3 separate regions of the Homo sapiens genome follow, and all the other regions are linked to region 1. The links are chromatin loops, found by intact Hi-C in ENCODE. Cell type or tissue: endothelial cell of umbilical vein. All regions are shown on one strand. Links, peaks and the distances in the headings refer to the core of each region. The heading gives the core; the rest is flanking DNA.

Region 1 (5,628 bases), core at 412-5,411:
TTAGAACCACAAGATATCAGGCGGAAGAGTGAAGGGCAGACCAGGCCTGAGGGTCAGTGCCCCAGTCCTTGGCTTGCTTCCTTGAAAAGAGCAAGCACTGAGAGGCCCTGGAGTTTTGGGAATCTGAGTGGCCAAGGGCAGGCAAACGAGAGGCCTATTCCAGGGCCTCCATTCCCAACCATTCCAGTTGCCTTGAAAAAGGAGGAATTCAAATAACCTGGAAAAGGCACTTACAGAGCAAAAGCACAGCCAGTTGCTATCTTACAGCTAATTTTAAAAATGTCCTTTTCTCTTGAAATTTCATCACCATGACTCATCGCACTGCAGGACAAAATTCTGAAGCTCTGAGTCAGACTGGGCACTGGGAGCTGAAGCTCAATGGGAGTTTTACCTAAATAAAGCCTGCAAGCCCAGCCTGCTGTGATACATGCTTAGAAATCTGCTGTTTCAGCAATGCACATGCCCTTGCACCTCTGCTGTTCATACAGTTGCCCACACCTTCCTTCTTCTCTTAGACATGAAGCCCCCCTCCCTTTTTTTCTGAACCTTCAGTTAGTGTGCTGTTATCTTCTGTGATAATTTAGTTCCTTTTCCATATCCAGTCTGCACTGCTATAGGTGCTTTGCTGATACTTGCTGCCTGAACAGGTGTGATGATAAAGCACACGTTTCAGAAAGAATCTAGGATCCTCTTCTCTAAATGCCAATCGAACTGATTGGTATTTAAATTTGGATCTTAGAATGTCAGAGTGGGAAGGAGCCTCATTCTCATGTTATCCACCCTCCCTGTCACTGTAGGTAAGAAATCCAAGACTCAGAGATATCGGCCAACTTGCCTGAGGTTAACACAGCCAGTCAGGATGAGAATCTAGACAAGAAGCCAGGGTCTGCTCATGTCTACATCTCTTTATTAGACTGTCTCTGTTTTTCTTTATTATATGTCCAGATTAATTCCTAAAAACCCACATCTGGGTATTGGAGGAGGGGGGTCATTTTTTGGGGACCTCTAGGAATGAGAATGGAAGGCAATGTTCAGGGCTGAACACCTGCTCCTTGGTATCCCTTGAGCTGCAGTCTGGTGACCTGAGAAGGTGGTTGTTGCACCCATGAAGGCAAGAGACCTGGAGATAGGCCATAGGAGGAAAGGTGGGACTGGTAGGGAGTGGCCTGGAGGCTGAAGACATATTCTCTATTCAGGGATGGTGGCAGTGGCAGGTTAATCAAAGCAACAGAGATGAGGAACTAGACCTATGGAAACTCTGGCTTGTCAACTGTCCTGGGACACATGGTGGGTATGGCTGTTATTGTAAATGAAGATGGGGGCCTGCAGTCAGATGGTAAGGTGGCTCTTGCATCAGGCTGTTGAAATCAGAATTTTGGGGGTTGCTACAGAGGCCCATTCACATGAGCTTAGGTGGAAAGAATCATTGTAAGAATATGGAGACCTCACAGGAAGCCAAGGATAGGTGCCATAGTGCAGCCAGGACCCCTTGGGCCTAAAATCAAGACTCTGTCAGGAGCCAAGGTGGCTAGCTCTAGGCTCCATTCTCTTTGGCTCTGTGTCTCTGTCTCCGATCCCTCTCACCCTCTGTCTCTTGGTGCCTTGTCTTCCCTTTTCTCCTGCCTGCAGTGCTCCTCACTGTAGTTTGCCCATGGCTCAGAATGGCTGCCCCTGTATTGAGTCCATCTCATTAACCTTTGGCTTCATAGCTAACTGGCTATGATTTTTCCAGACTCTAAAATCGTAAGAGAGGAACAAAATTGGCCCCGATCTCATATTTGGTTCTGGTCACAGACATCCCAGTTCTCCCCATGGATTAGCTGTTTATGTCAGATGTCCAATCAACTGTGGCTGTAGGGTTAGGGTCTCCAGGGCACAGCGTGTCAGTAGGGAATGGAGGAAGTTTAGACCATGGAGACACAGATTCCAGCTCTGCCATTTATAGGATCTGTGACTTTGGTCAATGCTCCTTACTTCTCTGAGCCTTAAGTTCCTACTCATCTGTAAAATAATACCAACTTCACAAGGTTGTAATTGCCTGTTGGGTTCTTCCTGCCCTCTGCACAGTCAAAATCTGTTCACTGAGGTTGGGGCATTGCAGTAGAGAAAGAGTTTAATCGACACAAGGCCAGCCCATACAGGAGAACTGGAATTCTCACTCAATTCAGTCTCCTTGAAGGCTCAGAGCTTAGGGGTTTTATGCACAAGTTGGTGGGTAGGGGGCTGGGAAATGGGTGCTGCTTATTGGTTGGGGTTGAAAGAGTAGAGGTGTGGAAAATGGTCCTCATGCAGTGAGTTTGCCTCTGGGTAGAGCCACAGGATTAGCTGAGTCATGAGTCAGAGTCCAGGAGGGGTCAGTCTGAAAGATATCTCAAAAAATCAATTTTAGGTTCTACAATAGTGACACTATCTATAGAAGCAATTAGGGAAGCCACAAATTTTATAACCTCTGGCCACATGACTCCTGAGCGGTAAGGGATTATAGAAACTATGCCAACACTTTAGCAGAATTCGGGCCCTTCCCAGAATCCTATTCTAGTTTACAAAGATAGTTTTCGAAAATAAAATAAAATAAAATAAAAACCCCACAAAGGGAGTTTTCAGTCCCCGAGCAAGGAAAGAGTTCATTTTAGGGAGGGACTATTATCATCCTTGCTTTTCAGTTAACCATAAACTAAATTCTACCCAAGGTTATCTTGGCCTATGCCCAGGAATGACCAAGGACAAGTTGGAGGTCAGAAGCAAGATGGAGACAACTATTTTAGATTTCTCTTACTGTTGTAAGTTTGCAAAGGTGGTTTCAAGGTTGTTGAGAAGACCAAATAAATATGTATAGAATCAACCCATGCCTTGTATACGGCAAATACTCAATAAATGTTTGCTGTCATGGACTAGTATTGATTTAACAGAACCAGAGTCTTGGGCATTCACAGCATATCTTGGCCTACTGCTTTTTGAACCTCTCTCTCTTTTGTCTTATTCCATTTGGAATCTTTTTTCTTCTCCCTCTTTATGTTTCTTAATTTTTCCTTTGTTGTCAGTGCTGCAACACAATGCATGAGGATTTCACAATAGGATGCATTGGAGCCAATGTTTTCCACTTGGATATGACTTACACACTCTGCCCTGCTGTTGTCAATAACAATAAAGGGGTGGAGGGTGTGGTTTACTGTACTGAATAATGCTGTGATCTGTGTTTTTGAAAACTGCTCCAACAAAGGAAGGAAGTTGTCTATGGTGACACTGCTGGCTTTTATAACATAAATATGAAGCTCTGTGTTATTGTTTGGCAAAAATCCCAAAATTTCCTTCAAGAATCTCAGGCCAAGTTGAGAGCCATCTATAAAATGCAGAGCTATATTCAATAAAAAGCAAAAATTACTCCAGATGCCAAAAATCCTTATAAACAAATACTTTGCCAAACATACACAGTCTTTTCTCTCTCCTGATCAGTCTCCCATCTGTATACAGTGCAAGGTCACTGTCTGGAAAGCTCAGTGTGTGAGATGCCCATGAGAATGTCAGGGAGTTGGGACTGGTCTTGGGGGAGACAGACTACTGGGAACTTAGGAAATTAGAGAATTAGGTTACAATGGGTAAAAGGGCCAAGAGATGGAGAATAAGTGCTAACAGAGCCATGGTGAAAGTTGGCCTGTTCCAGGTTAGAGCAGGGAGGGGTGATGCAAAAACAGAAGGAGAATCTATGGTAAAAATCTGGGCCATTCCAAAAGTGTCATTAAAAACTATGCCAGGGCCTGGGCTGGCTTCATGTGCATGTAACTTGTTTAAACACACAGGGTTTCACACTCAGAAGAGCCTCATGCTTGACTCAATGTCCTGTTGCTGCTATCTCCAAATTTGTAATAATTTTTGAACAAGAAACTCTACATTTTAATTTTGCACTGGGCCCTAAAAATGATGTTACCAATCCTGACCAGGGAGAATTGAACCAAAGACTCATTTCCAGAAATTAAAGCTGGAAGAAAGAATGAGGGAAGGATGAAAGAGTGACCACTCTTGGTTATCAGAGCAGGGAACAAGTACGGCAAAAAGTCACTTTGGAACCTAACCGAACGAGGCAGAGGTCAGTGACCCATCCTGAATGAGCAAGGACTGCGGCAACAGCTGACACCCCCAGTATGGGCTGTGCCTTGAAGTGTGCCTGGCTCAGGGTGCTACAGAGCACTGGCCTTAGGAAAGCTGCCCTGTGGCAGGTGTCAATCCCTATTCAATCAGCTGTGGCCACATGGACAGGGTCTCATGGGCACAGCCAATCAACAGGGAGGGAGAGAAGCAGAGACAAAGTACAGGCAAAGGAGGGTTCCAGACAGACAGAGCTAGATAGAGATTTCAGCCCTGCCACTTACACGTGTTGTGACTTTGGGCAAGCCTCCGGACTTCTCTAAACCTTGGTTTCTTCATACGTAAAATGAGGGAAACAATACCTATTCACAAGGTTGATGAGAAGATCAGATGAGATGTAGTATATAAAGTTCTTACCGCTTTGCCTGGCACATGTAAATAATCAAGTTACTATGACAAACTAGGGTTGGTTTAACAGAACCAGGTTTAAGGAAAGTATGTTCTAATTCCACTGACTGTGATCATGGGCACACTACTTTACATCTCTGAGCCTCAGTTTTCTCCTAAGTAACAGGGAGATAGAAATCTAATACCTAAGACAGTGCCTTGTACGTAGCAGGTACTCACTAACTGTACATTAAATGAGTGAGTGAAGCTATGCATCCTGCTCCACTGCAATAGGGAATCTGAAAGCTATTTGCAAAGCTGCAAAGAGCTTTACAACCATAATAATTACCTTTTTGTTGAATCCAGAGAGTCAGATTTGTAACTTCTCGGGGGGTAGAAATCAAATATGTTTGTGGTCACCTCACCCTGAAAATAAAATAACTTTCTGCGCACTTGCCTGCTTGGGGATTTGGGTCACTCTTTTGTTACTGGCATCATTGCATAGCTAACTAATCCCAGTGTAAATAAATTGGGCTGGGAGTTTTTGCATTGCTCCCCTGCCCTCCCCCAGGTGTTTTTTTCTAGCATAAAAGGGAAATAATGTGATCATAAGGATACCACACATCAAAAAGTATACTTAATGGCAAGACATTCAATATGCGTGTGCCTAAATCAGATGAATTCAGAGCATATCATTTCTTTTCATTATAGCTCATGAAGCATGAAGTGTATTTAGGGAGAAAAAAAACTCATTCATCAGCCTCAGAGATGCCAAGAAAGGAAATGCCTTATGTATGAATGATAAAAAGCACATATTTTTCTTGCTCTGAGTTTACATATCCCATATGGGATAAAAGGAAATCCAAGTGTCACCACCATACCAAGTGCCTCAGATGAGAAGAGTTTCTCAGTCTTCAAGGGTAAAATAACAGTGTGGACACCAAAAGGCCAAAGGTGAGCTTGACCAAACTGGAGGGACCTTGAGACTCAGTAGATTATTAAGGCATTCCACATGTTCTGCTTTGGATGATGGCAGTGTGACATGGTTAACAATTGCTACTGAGGTACATCTGGCTAAATCTCCATGAAAAATCTGTGCTCTTTCTTCCACTGTATAGAGTTGTGGTTGCTGAGGCAAGGGCTATGTCTCCTAGGCCT
Region 2 (5,628 bases), core at 377-5,376, 210 kb after region 1:
CATGTGAGGTGTCAGTCTGCCCCTACTGGATGTTGCCTCCCAGTTAGGCTATTTGGGGGTCAGGGACCCACTTGAGGAGGCAGTCTGGCCATTCTCAGATGTAAGCTGTGTGCTGGGAGAACCACTACTATCTTCAACGCTGTCAGACAGAGACATTTAAGTCTGCAGAGGTTTCTGCTGCCTTTTGTTTGGCATTGCCCTGCCCCGAGAGGTGGAGTCTACAGAGGCAGGCAGGCCTCCTTGGGCTGCAGTGGGCTCCACCCAGTTCGAGCTTCCCGGCTGCTTTGTTTACCTACTCAAGCCTCAGCAAGAGTGGGCATTCCTCCCCCAGCCTCGCTGCCACCTTGCAGTTTGATCTCAGACTGCTGTACTAGCAATGAGCAAGGCTCCATGGGCATAGGACCCTCCGAGCCATGCACGGGATATAATCTCCTGGTGTGCCATTTGCTAAGACTGTTGGAACAGCGCAGTATTAGGGTGGGAGTGACCCGATTTTCCAGGTGCCGTCTGTCACCCCTTTCTTTGACTAGGAAAGGGAACTCCCTGACCCCTTGTGCTTCCTGGGTGAGGCAATGCCTCGCCCTGCTTCGGCTCATGCTCGGTGCGCTGCACCCACTGTCCTGCATCCACTTTCTGACACTCCCCAGTGAGATGAACTCGGTACCTCAGTTGGAAATGCAGAAATCATACGTCTTCTCTGTTGCTCACGCTGGGAGCTGTAGACTGGAGCAGTTCCTATTAGGCCCTCTTGGCTCCACCCTCTCCTTTTTTTTTTTTTTTTTGAGACAGAGTTTTGCCCTTGTTGCCCAGGCTGGAGTGCAATGGCACGATCTCACCTCACTGCAACCTCTGCCTCCTGGGTTCAAGCAATTCTCTTACCTCGGTCTCCCTCGGTAACTGAGATTATATGCACCTGCCACCACACACGGCTAATTTTTGTATTTTAGTAGAGATGGGGTTCACCATGTTGGTCAGGCTGGTCTTGAACTCCTGACCTCAGGTGATCCACCCACCTTGGCCTCCCAGAGTGCTGGGACTACAGGCGTGAGCCACTGCACCCGGCCTCTGTGTGTTCTTAAAGGTGAACTGAATCTTTTGTAGGCAAAATATAGTGGGTCTTTTTTTTTTTTTTTAAACCATTCAGCCACGTTAGCCTTTTGATAGGAGAATTAATTCATTTACATTCAAAGTAATTATTGATAAGTAAGGACTCACTACTGCCATTTTTTTAATGGTTTCCTGGTTATTTTGTGGATCCTCTGTTCCTTTCTTCCTCTCTTGCTGTTGTGGTTTGACTGTTTTCTGTCAACATCAAAAGTTTCTGTTAGAAACTTTTCTTCAAAGAATTAGGTATTTGAATAGAAATGTATCAGGCATTGTGCTCACTACTTTTCATATATTATCTTTAATTGTCACTGCTCTATTGGAAACATTTCATTGCCCCTATTTTACAGATGAGAAAACTGAGGCTCAACTGTAGTCATTTGTCAAGGTCACTACTAACCAGATGACCTAGAATTTGGGTCTAAGTCTGTCTGACTGTCTGCTCTGAAGCTTCCCAATAATATCAATGTTTTGCAAGTTGGAGTGGGTCTCACTGGAACTTATCCCTGACCAGAGACACACACATCTTTTCTCAATCATTTCAAAGCAAATACTTTTTTGGCCTTTAACTTTCCTGATCTTGAATGTTCTGAGATTCCTTCCTTTCGAGGGATTTGTAGTTTGGAGGCGGAACTTAGTCAAAACAACACATTAGATCAAATGTGTGCTTCTCCCCTTCCCCCTGCTTAATTGCATCTGATGAGTAATCCTTTCAGACATATAATTCCAGGCACTTAGCTGTCTCTTACATTTGCTTCCAGGGATCATGGTCCCTGAAGTTTAAGCATATGTTTTCCCAGTGAACTTCTGTGCACTTTGAAAACTGCATTCTGTTCTCTCTTATTAAATTCCAGCTTTCATAACTAATATGCAATGATAGCTCCAGAAATGTTTATCTGGTAAATTAAAGTGGGTGGGGTCTTCCACTTACAAATTACTTCAGGATAGGACTCAGATGCCTGCCCATAGAACTGCCTCATAAATGCTAGCATAAAATGGATTCGAGCTTTTACAATTTCAGCTTTTTCTTGGTTTAGGGGACTATTATCTTGGTGTATCTTCACAGGGTTCTGAGCTCCTAGCCTATTTCTTAAACTGAGGCTGCAGATTTATGATTCAGTGGAAAAAAATGTGTGACTACTTCTCAAACCTGCTTTGGAAAAACAAGCAGATAGGATGTTTTTCTCTCCTTATCTTGTAGTTACATGTAAATAAATGACTCATTGGCTGCGCCTCTGAGTCAGGGGGACAGTAATTTCAGAATCGCAGGTTTGATGATTATTTGCTTTGGATATCAAATGTTTGTATTAGAACAGAGACACATTCCAAACAACTTACTGCCCAGAGACCCAGATTCACTAGAGGCCTTCTAGACGTCAGGAAGGTGTTTGTTTTATAAAGTGGAGGCATGTGTGGGTCTGTGCCATGTTCACAGCCATAAAAGAAAGTGAAGAGTGTTAAGTGTGACTTTTCAGGGAAAGGGGCCTAAAGCCTCTGATTATTATTTCTGAAGGAGTAAATATTTTAGTAGAAAAAGAAACTTCTTTGTACCAACTCTCTCTGAGTTTCTTGGCACATTTTAATATTCTAAGTAACAGCTGAAACTACATTAACTTTCTCTGTTCTAATTGGAAACATCTGTGACTTGTGGAATTAGAATTTTTAGATTCTGAAGTGATATTCTATTTGGACAGAGGTGTCAATTTCAGCTGAAATTTCCTTCTATTCCGCCTTTTTTCCCCCTCCTGATTATAAAATGTTCAGTCAGCTAATGATGTGATGGAGGTTCAAGGCCTTCTTCATCAGCTTTTCCATGTACTCACGATTTTTAGTGAAAATTGCATGTATACTTCTTCAGCTATTTGCACACCTTATCAGCATTCTTCTTATTCAAGAAGAACAGATGGAGAAACTCTTTCAACTCTTGGAACTCAACTGGAACAATTATTTTCTGCCAAAAATAAAATCTCATAATCAAAAAAGAGGATAGAGCAATATCTGAGATTTGCAAATTCCAGGAAGAAAAAAAAGAGTACAAACAATTAGAAACCTATTTCAGTTTTTCTCTGTGTTAATAGAAGCCTGTCTTCTATAGGGCTTAGTGTTTTACAATCATCACCTGAAACTCCAACAAGAAAGGCAAGAAGGCACAATGGTTTCTTACCTGCTTTCCCTTACTACTTTGCCAACTTACCTCAGTGATATTACCTCATTTTATTGAGCTTCGTTAATCTCAGGTGTAAATGAGGACAACAACATATACCTCCCAGACTTGTGGCAGTAAGTAAATGGCATAGCATTTATAAAATGTTCCCAATGGGAGCTAAATAAATGTTGGCTTCTTTTTTTCTTCTTTCTTACTTTTTACATATGGCAACTAAGGCAATAATGACATGACTTGCCTCAGTCCAAAGATCAGGTCTTCAAGGAGCCAACAGTAGGACTGAGGTTTGCTGGTTTAACACCTTTAAGTCTCCCTCCATAGAGTTTGGCAAAGAGTGAATTGAAGACTACCAAAAAGTCATGAAGGGCAAAAGACTGTGGGTGATATATAATCAACCTCCCAGACCCCCTTCCCCCCGGATACCAAAATCCATGGATGCTCAAATCCCTGATATAAAATGGTATAGTATTTGCATATAACATACATATCCTACAATATACTTTAAATCATCTCTAGATTACTTACTATATCTAATACAATGTAAATTCTACGTAAATAGTTGTTACAAGACTTGGAACCAACCCAAATGCCCATCAGTGATAGACTGGATAAAGAAAATGTGGCACATATACACCATGGAATACTATGCAGCCATAAAAAAGAATGAGATTGTGTCCTTTGCAGGGATATGGATGAAGCTGGAAGCCATCATTCTCAGCAAACTAACACAGAAACAGAAAACCAAACTCCACATGTTCTCGCTCACATGTGGGAGTTGAACAGTGAAAACACACAGACACAGGGAGGGGAATAACATACACTGGGGCCTGTCGGCGGGTCAAGGAGGGGGCGGGGTAAGGGAAGGGATAGCATTAGGACAAATACCTAATGCATGTGGGGCTTAAAACCTAGATGACAGGTTGACAGGTGCAGCAAACCACCATGGCACATGTATACCTATGTAACAATACATTCTGCACATATATCCTAGAACCTAATGTAAAAAAAAAAAAAAGAAAAAAATAGTCATTACACTACATTTTTAATTTGTGTTATTTTTTACCATTTTTTTAATTGGCCTTTTTTTCTTAATCTGGTTTTTTGTTTGTTTGTTTGTTTGTTTGTTTGAGACAGAGTCTTGTTCTGTCACCCAGGCTGGAGTGCAATGACGCAGTCTTGGCTCACTGCAACCTCTGCCTCCCGAGTTCAAGCAATTCTCCTACCTCAGCCTCCTGAGTAGCTGGGACTACAGGTGCGTGCCACCACACCCAGCTAATTTTTGTATTTTTAGTAGAGATGGGGTTTTGCCATGTTGGCCAGGCTTGTCTCAAACTCCTGACCTTAGGTGATCTACCAACTTCGGCCTCCCAAAGTACTGGGATTACAGGTATGAGTCACCATGCCCGGCCTTTTTTCCTAGTATTTTCAATCCACAGTAGGTTGAATCCAAGATGTAGAACCTGTGGATATGGATGGCCAACTGTAAGCCACTTCACAGAGGCTTTGTGTTATTACCAGGATTTTAATTAATGACTACACAGGGAAAGGACTCAAAATAATGCTAAGAGAATGAGCTTGACTTTCTATAGTAGACACCTAGAAAATGTAGTTTTGAAATTAGTAGACTGGATCTACAGATCAGTGAGTTTTTGAGAGTGAAAAGAAAAATAAATAATTGTGTTAATAATTGTGTCAAGACACAGGGAAACTAAAGTATGTGGTTGCCCTGTCCATGAACCATAGCATGAAATTCTGTGTCTCTTGGAGAGGCAGTGACATTCATACCTTTGACAAACATTTCTTAAATTCCACCTGAAAATTTAAAGAGAGGCTCCTTTACGACTGACTTTGTACATGTATTATTTTATTTAATGCTCACACCAGCTTAGTGAGATAGATTTAATGATTACAGCTCCATTTTTTTATTATTATTATTATTATTATTTTTGTTTTGTTTTGTTTTGTTTTGTTTGTTTGTTTTTGAGATGGAGTCTCGCTCTGTCGCCCAGGCTGGAGTGCAGTGGCGCAGTCTCGGCTCACTGCAAGCTCCGCCTCCTGGGTTCACGCCATTCTCCTGCCTCAGCCTCTGAAGTAGCTGGGACTACAGGCGCCCGCCATCACGCCCGGCTAATTGTTTTGTAGTTTTTAGTGGAGACAGTGTTTCACCGTGTTAGCCAGGATGGTCTCAATCTCCTGACCTCGTGCGTGATCCGCCCGCCTCGGCCTCCCAAAGTGCTGGGATTACAGGCGTGAGCCACTACACCCGGCCACAGCTACATTTTAATAATAAGCAATGGAGATTCGGTGGAGTTAAATAATATGCCAAAGTTGCACAATAAATAAGGGTTGGATTTGGGCTT
Region 3 (5,628 bases), core at 377-5,376, 78 kb before region 1:
TGTTCCCCAACCCCCACTATCTCTTAAGAAGCCTTATGTTCACAGTGAAAGGAATGCTGACTTTGAAATTATGGGTTTATATTCATGTCACTATAAACCAATGGGAATGGTAATTTTTAAACAAACTTGCTAAATATTGAGAGACTAAACTAAGTTAATAAATTATATATAGCAGTGTAGGTGTTCTCTCTCTAAAAAAAAATGGAGCCAATAATTGGCTTTTTTCTTATTGAAAAAAGTTTTGAATTAATAATGCATCTTGCACTGCGTTTCTTGGTTCTGGTCTAATTGGTGCAGATGGCCTGGACCCAGAGTTCTGCAGAGTGTCAGGTCTGTGATGCTGTCTGGGTCTCTCGCTGGCTTTCTACAGAAACTCAAAGGTTTTTCTCGCTATTTGGATGATGCTTAAGTGTCTAGGCCAGCGAGTCATAGCCTTAGCTACCCAAAAGGAGCCAAGAAGTCTGGGTCTGACTGAGGCCTATGGAGTGCTGACTTGTTATATGGGTGAGAGCATGGGACTCCCGCCCAGCAGCATTCAGCATTCCTAATTGGCATTTTCAAGACACAGCATTGCCTGTAAGTCATCCTGTGCCACCAGATTACCTGGCACCACTCCAGTAGGATGTTAACAGAGGGAAGAAAGTAAGGAGTTGGCAAAGTTAAAAACAGCACAAAGAAAAAAAGAGAACAAACTTGAAAGAAGGATTTCACCACCATCATTAATGGCATGTATTGATTAACACTAAGCGTTTGTGCCACTTTGCACGTTGCTCACCCTCATTCAAAGACACTGTCTTTGGAAGCCCCTCTCTGCAAATGGGAGAAGGTGTGGAAAAGATCAAACTAAAAACAAATTCAAAGAAACCACGAGTTGCCGATGAGCATCTGGGAAATAGTCATAAGTTAAATAAACCACTAGGGGGCAATCCAAGAATGAGCAAAAGTCAGTCCAGTTGGCAAAGAAGATGCCTCGGGGAAAGATTTTTTTTAAGTACATTTTCCAACACATGAAGAAATCTGAGATCGTTTAGTCTGAATCTACAGAACAAGGTGATATTTCAAAATTTTGATTTATTTTTTCAAGTTACGTGTTGATTTAGAAAGGAAAGGTCTTTCTAAATGGTCGGAAACACTTACTAAATACAAATTGATCAGAATCATGTTATAAGGAAAAACAATGGTTGAAACAATAGTGTGTCTTAAAAATTTAGATTCCCACCCCAGGCACTCGAGAAACTTCTGAATGTTGGCCATTCAAAATAGATTTCAATTAATGATACATATGATGTGGCACAGCATAAAGGAAATCTGAAAATATTTGGTTAGCATGTATAAATGAATCAAATCACACATGATTTGTTTTATACTTGTACTGATGATACAAAGTTTTTAGGTATGTAATACAGCTTTGCAGATATGTGCACATATTTTTTTCTGGTGTATCTTCTCTGCAGGTAATTTGGTATGTGCTAATCAGTTGCTAACAAGGATCAAATCAACGATTAAGCCTCTTCATCAAGGATCAAACAACTCTTGTTCTGAATTTGCCTTCCCTGAGGCTCCTGACTCCCAATCTGGAGGCATGGTTAGTTGCTCCACTCACGGTAGTCTTATGGCACCTTGCTATTAGTAGAATAAGAGCATGAACTCCCAAGGCAGACTGCTAAGATATGAATCCCATTTCTAGCTGTGTGTTTTTGGCAAGTTACCTTGCTTCAATTAGCCCCTCTCTGACATGGATACAAAATCAATGCCTACTTCATAGGTTTGTAGTGGGAAGTGAATTAATTAATATATGTAAATCATTCATAAAAGTGTCTGGCACATTACAGGTACTCAATACATGCTTGTTGGTTTCATAAATGAATGATCTGATACTTGCCTGAACACAACGTAAATTCATTACAAGAACAAATTCATGAAGAAACTGCAGGATTCTTGGATGGATTTTCACTGGCTATAAAAAGTCAACTGGCCAGTGGCAAACAGGAGAGCTGAATAGTGATACTCTTGAAAAGAAACTCTAATTGGTGTTCAGGTCCACCAGACAAGGCTCTTTGTCTTACTTCTAGAATACGGTGACAATCCATGAGCCAGAAATAGAGGTATTTCAATAAAAGTATAGAGTTTTGTCTCAAAAATGCCAGCCAGCCATTTAGAAAAGTTCTATCTGCAGTCACAGAATTGCTCACTTTGTTTTTTGTCTTTTCAACCATAGCTATCTAAAGAGTTTAAAAATAGCCACATCATTAACTTAATTCTCTGGACAGATTGACACATTTCAAAAGAAAGAGTTTTTAAAACAGTATCTAAAAGGAACACCATATAAAAAGTTATAGGAAGTTCCAGAGTCAGGAAAAACATGATCCAAAATATACTATACATGAAATAGAAAGCATGAGGGAAACAGAAGCCCACAGTTAGAAGGCAATAAAAAAAATCACAAAAAAAGGCTTTCTTGCCCCTCAAAAACCATATTTTCAAGCAAAAATAGGCCATTTGAAAAAATATAGAATGGAAATAAATCTGATCGCAACTATAAATGTCCAGAGTTTTAGACTCAAGCATGATCATGTTTTATTCTTTCACAAAAGTGGGTCTTATAAATAATTAGATTTTCAAGTTAAACTTTTTCTGCAGATGAATCTTCATAGGATTTTACAATTTTCAAGACCTCAGACAAAGTGAAGAGAATTTGGGACACTAAACAGCTTGAAGAACAAAACAAAGCATAAAGAGGCTGATCGGTAAAGATATAATGAAGGAATTGAATGAATTCTTCCTGATATTATGTTATACTCAACCAACACATCTTTTCTGTGAAAGTAGAAAGACAAAGTGGTGGCATTTCTATTCCAACGCTGTGTTCAGCTGGTCTGGAAATCATCCTGGAGTAGTAAAACCTGTCACTTTAAAAAAACAGTGTCCTTATGTCCCAGAATGCCTTATCCACAGAGGATATTAGTCATGCTGGGGGCTATGTTAGTTTACCAAACATGGCATTTTCCATCAGGGAACTGGGGGTGGAGCAAGTTTTAATAAATCCAAGAAAGGAAATGTAATAATCAGGCAGGACGGTAACTCAAAGACTTATTAAAATGTAGGGGAAGCACTCAACTCATTCAATTTACAAAGTGGCAATTCCATTGTACTGAGGCCAAGATATTTTGTGGAGAGGGTAGTTACTGAGCCTCATCACTCTGGGAGGTAGAGCAAGAGTCATGACTACAGTGACCTCAAAAGGAGAAGACGCATGAACACCCTGAGCACAGGGATGTATCTCAGTCATCTCTGCAGCCCCAGCGTGAACACAGTGACTGGCACCGAGGTGGGCTTGAGGACATTTGCTGAATGAATAACTGAATGATTGACTAATTGAAGAGATGGAGGAAGGGCAACCTAGCTGGAGGGTAGGAGAGCTTGAGCAATGACAGAAGGTTGAAAACACGGATGTGTTTGGTACAACTTGGCTAGACGACAGGTTATGTGACTCTGGGAAGCAATGGGGGATAAATCTGATCACTATATTGGATTGGTCATGGATTCATGGCTAAGAAAACTAAACTTCTCTAGTAACCAGCATCTAGTCAATAGGAAACATAGGGGAGGGGCCTGATCAGGTCTTTGCTTCAGAACATGTCTTGGGCAGGTGTGGGCGAGCTGGGAGGCTCAGAATCCAGTTTGGAATCTGCTGTCATAGTTAAAGGAGAAACAACAAGGTGAAATCAGGGCAGTGGCAGGGGAGCTGGAGAGGAGGTGATGGATAGCACAGAACTCTAGCTTGTTGCCTGTGAGATGTGGGAGAGGATCTATGTCATGACAGGCTAAGTCATGACAGACAGACAGACACTCACTTTCTCACAAATATTTCCTGTGCTAGACCATGGGATAGATAAGGGAAGACACAGAAGAACAGAACTCAGCCCCTGCTCTTGCAAGGCTCATAGTCTTGTAGAAGAGGCAGACACATAAATAACAACAGCAATGTAACACATGCTAGAATAGAACAGAATACATACAAAACACCACAAGAGTTTTATTCTGGGATGTGTTTGGACCCAAGAAATATCCAAGCTCACATAACCCTAAGTCATCATGTTCTGGGTTATATAAACCATCTGGGATCATTCGTTCAATCAGCCATTTGAATAACATTATTTATTGAGAACCTACATGCCAGGCACTGTTCTAATTGTGGGGACACAACAGATAAAAACCTCTGTCCTCATGAAATTACATTCTAGTGGCAGAGGACAAATACATAAATATAACAGTGTTAGTGATAAGTGCAGAGCAGGACAATAAAACAGGGAAGGGCAATAAGAACTCCCCGAGGAAGGGGCTGAGGGGCATTGAATTTCAGAGAAGATGGCCAGGGAAGGCCATCCTGAGAAGACATCTCATTGGATGGCAAGAACTGGCTGCTGTTCCCACGGCTGCTGCTTGGATTCTAGCCCCTTGTTCTGTTTATTTCATTTCCTGAGACTCTCCTCATTCTCTCCAAGGCAAACACTTCAGTCTTTCTTCACTGGATTGGAACTTGACGCTTCTCAAAGCTGTTCTTGCTCTTTATGGAAGACAGGGCCTTAGTCCTTTTAATAGCCCGAAGACAAGGGGCAGTGATAAATCAAGACTAAGAGAGCACAGTATTTTTACACACTTGATACACACATAGACAAATACCACAGTGAAGAGTCACCCTGCACTTTCTGCCTCTCAGAAAACATTGGTCCAGGCAGGAGGGGATGGCAGAGGGCCTCCCTGAGCCCATGTCTGCACCACCCCATTGATGCCTGGGTTCTTGCTCTTCTTGTGGGCAGAGCTGTCCCAAGTGTCCCTGGAGGATTCAGTTAATCAATCCCTCATTCACAGGCATGATAAGCATACCTGGTGCACAGTGCCCCATGCTTGCATGGTGGGTGCACAGAGACACACAAGGCAAGGTTCTGCTTGTCATGAAAACAGCTGAGGCTTGGAGGACTAGACAGACTCCTCTCTGGTCTCCTGCCTTCCACCCCGTCTTTCCCACCATAGCCAGAGGGACATTTCTAAACATAACCTGAAGCACAATCTGATCTTGTCCCACCCTTTGTCTCTCACTTCCTCAACCTGGCTTCCAACTTTTTTCTCTTGCTTTCTTTGAGGCCACATTTTCCTTGTTGTCCTTAACCTTATTGGTGGCTTCTTACCAGCTTCCTTACTGCCTCCTCCTCCTCCTCCTCTTCCTCCTTCTCTTCTACTGAACCCAACATCTAAATGTTGGTGGACTGGGACTCTGTCCTCAGCCCTCTTCTCTTCTCAAGCCTCATTCTCTCCCCAGATGATATTATTTCTCTGTGGTTTAAATATCATCTACAAGTGCATTTGAGATATTTCTACTGAGCTTCACAATCAGAGATCCTATAGTTCATTTGACATTGGCATTTGGGTGTCCGCTAGACAGTTGAAACCTAACATGACTGACACAGGAATTCTCGGTTTTCATTTCCACAGCAGAATCTAATTCTCTTCCTTTAGTCTTTCCCATCTCAGCAAATGGCACCTGGAATCTCTGTGGATGCTCAGGCCCCAAGCCAAGCAGTCATTCTTGATTCCTCCTTTACCACACCTATTCATGTTGGCTCTACT

Evidence for each region. Peaks named below come from ENCODE experiments on the same cell type or tissue, not always from the same donor. Only the 100,000 strongest peaks of a DNase experiment are listed, where the experiment ranks them.
Region 2: it touches region 1 in a loop (7-fold over the local background); 5 of 110 quality-filtered maps call a loop at or near these places.
Region 3: a loop joins it to region 1, with 6 times the contacts of the local background. A loop is called at or near these places in 18 of 110 quality-filtered maps.

The regions. Positions count from the first base shown.
Region 1 is chr11:86,735,497-86,741,124 of GRCh38, reverse strand. No RefSeq gene overlaps it. Among named protein-coding and RNA genes, the nearest start is that of PRSS23, 62 kb to the left of the region's middle. RefSeq lists enhancers at 1-67, 204-498, 68-682. In endothelial cell of umbilical vein, for the core only: no CTCF peak of the experiment used is centred there; DNase peaks (open chromatin) are centred at 3,194 and 5,394; H3K27ac peaks cover 4,510 bases.
Region 2 is chr11:86,521,017-86,526,644 of GRCh38, reverse strand. The region is part of intron 4 of ME3 (malic enzyme 3); the gene reads left to right. Among named protein-coding and RNA genes, the nearest start is that of ME3, 150 kb to the left of the region's middle. RefSeq lists an enhancer at 1,963-3,162. In endothelial cell of umbilical vein, for the core only: no CTCF peak of the experiment used is centred there; DNase peaks (open chromatin) are centred at 1,794 and 2,364; H3K27ac peaks cover 3,431 bases.
Region 3 is chr11:86,813,958-86,819,585 of GRCh38, reverse strand. It overlaps a transcript of PRSS23 not described here. Among named protein-coding and RNA genes, the nearest start is that of PRSS23, 16 kb to the right of the region's middle. RefSeq lists a silencer at 765-1,059. In endothelial cell of umbilical vein, for the core only: a CTCF peak has its summit at 915 (motif pointing right); DNase peaks (open chromatin) are centred at 945, 2,985 and 4,645; H3K27ac peaks cover 4,213 bases.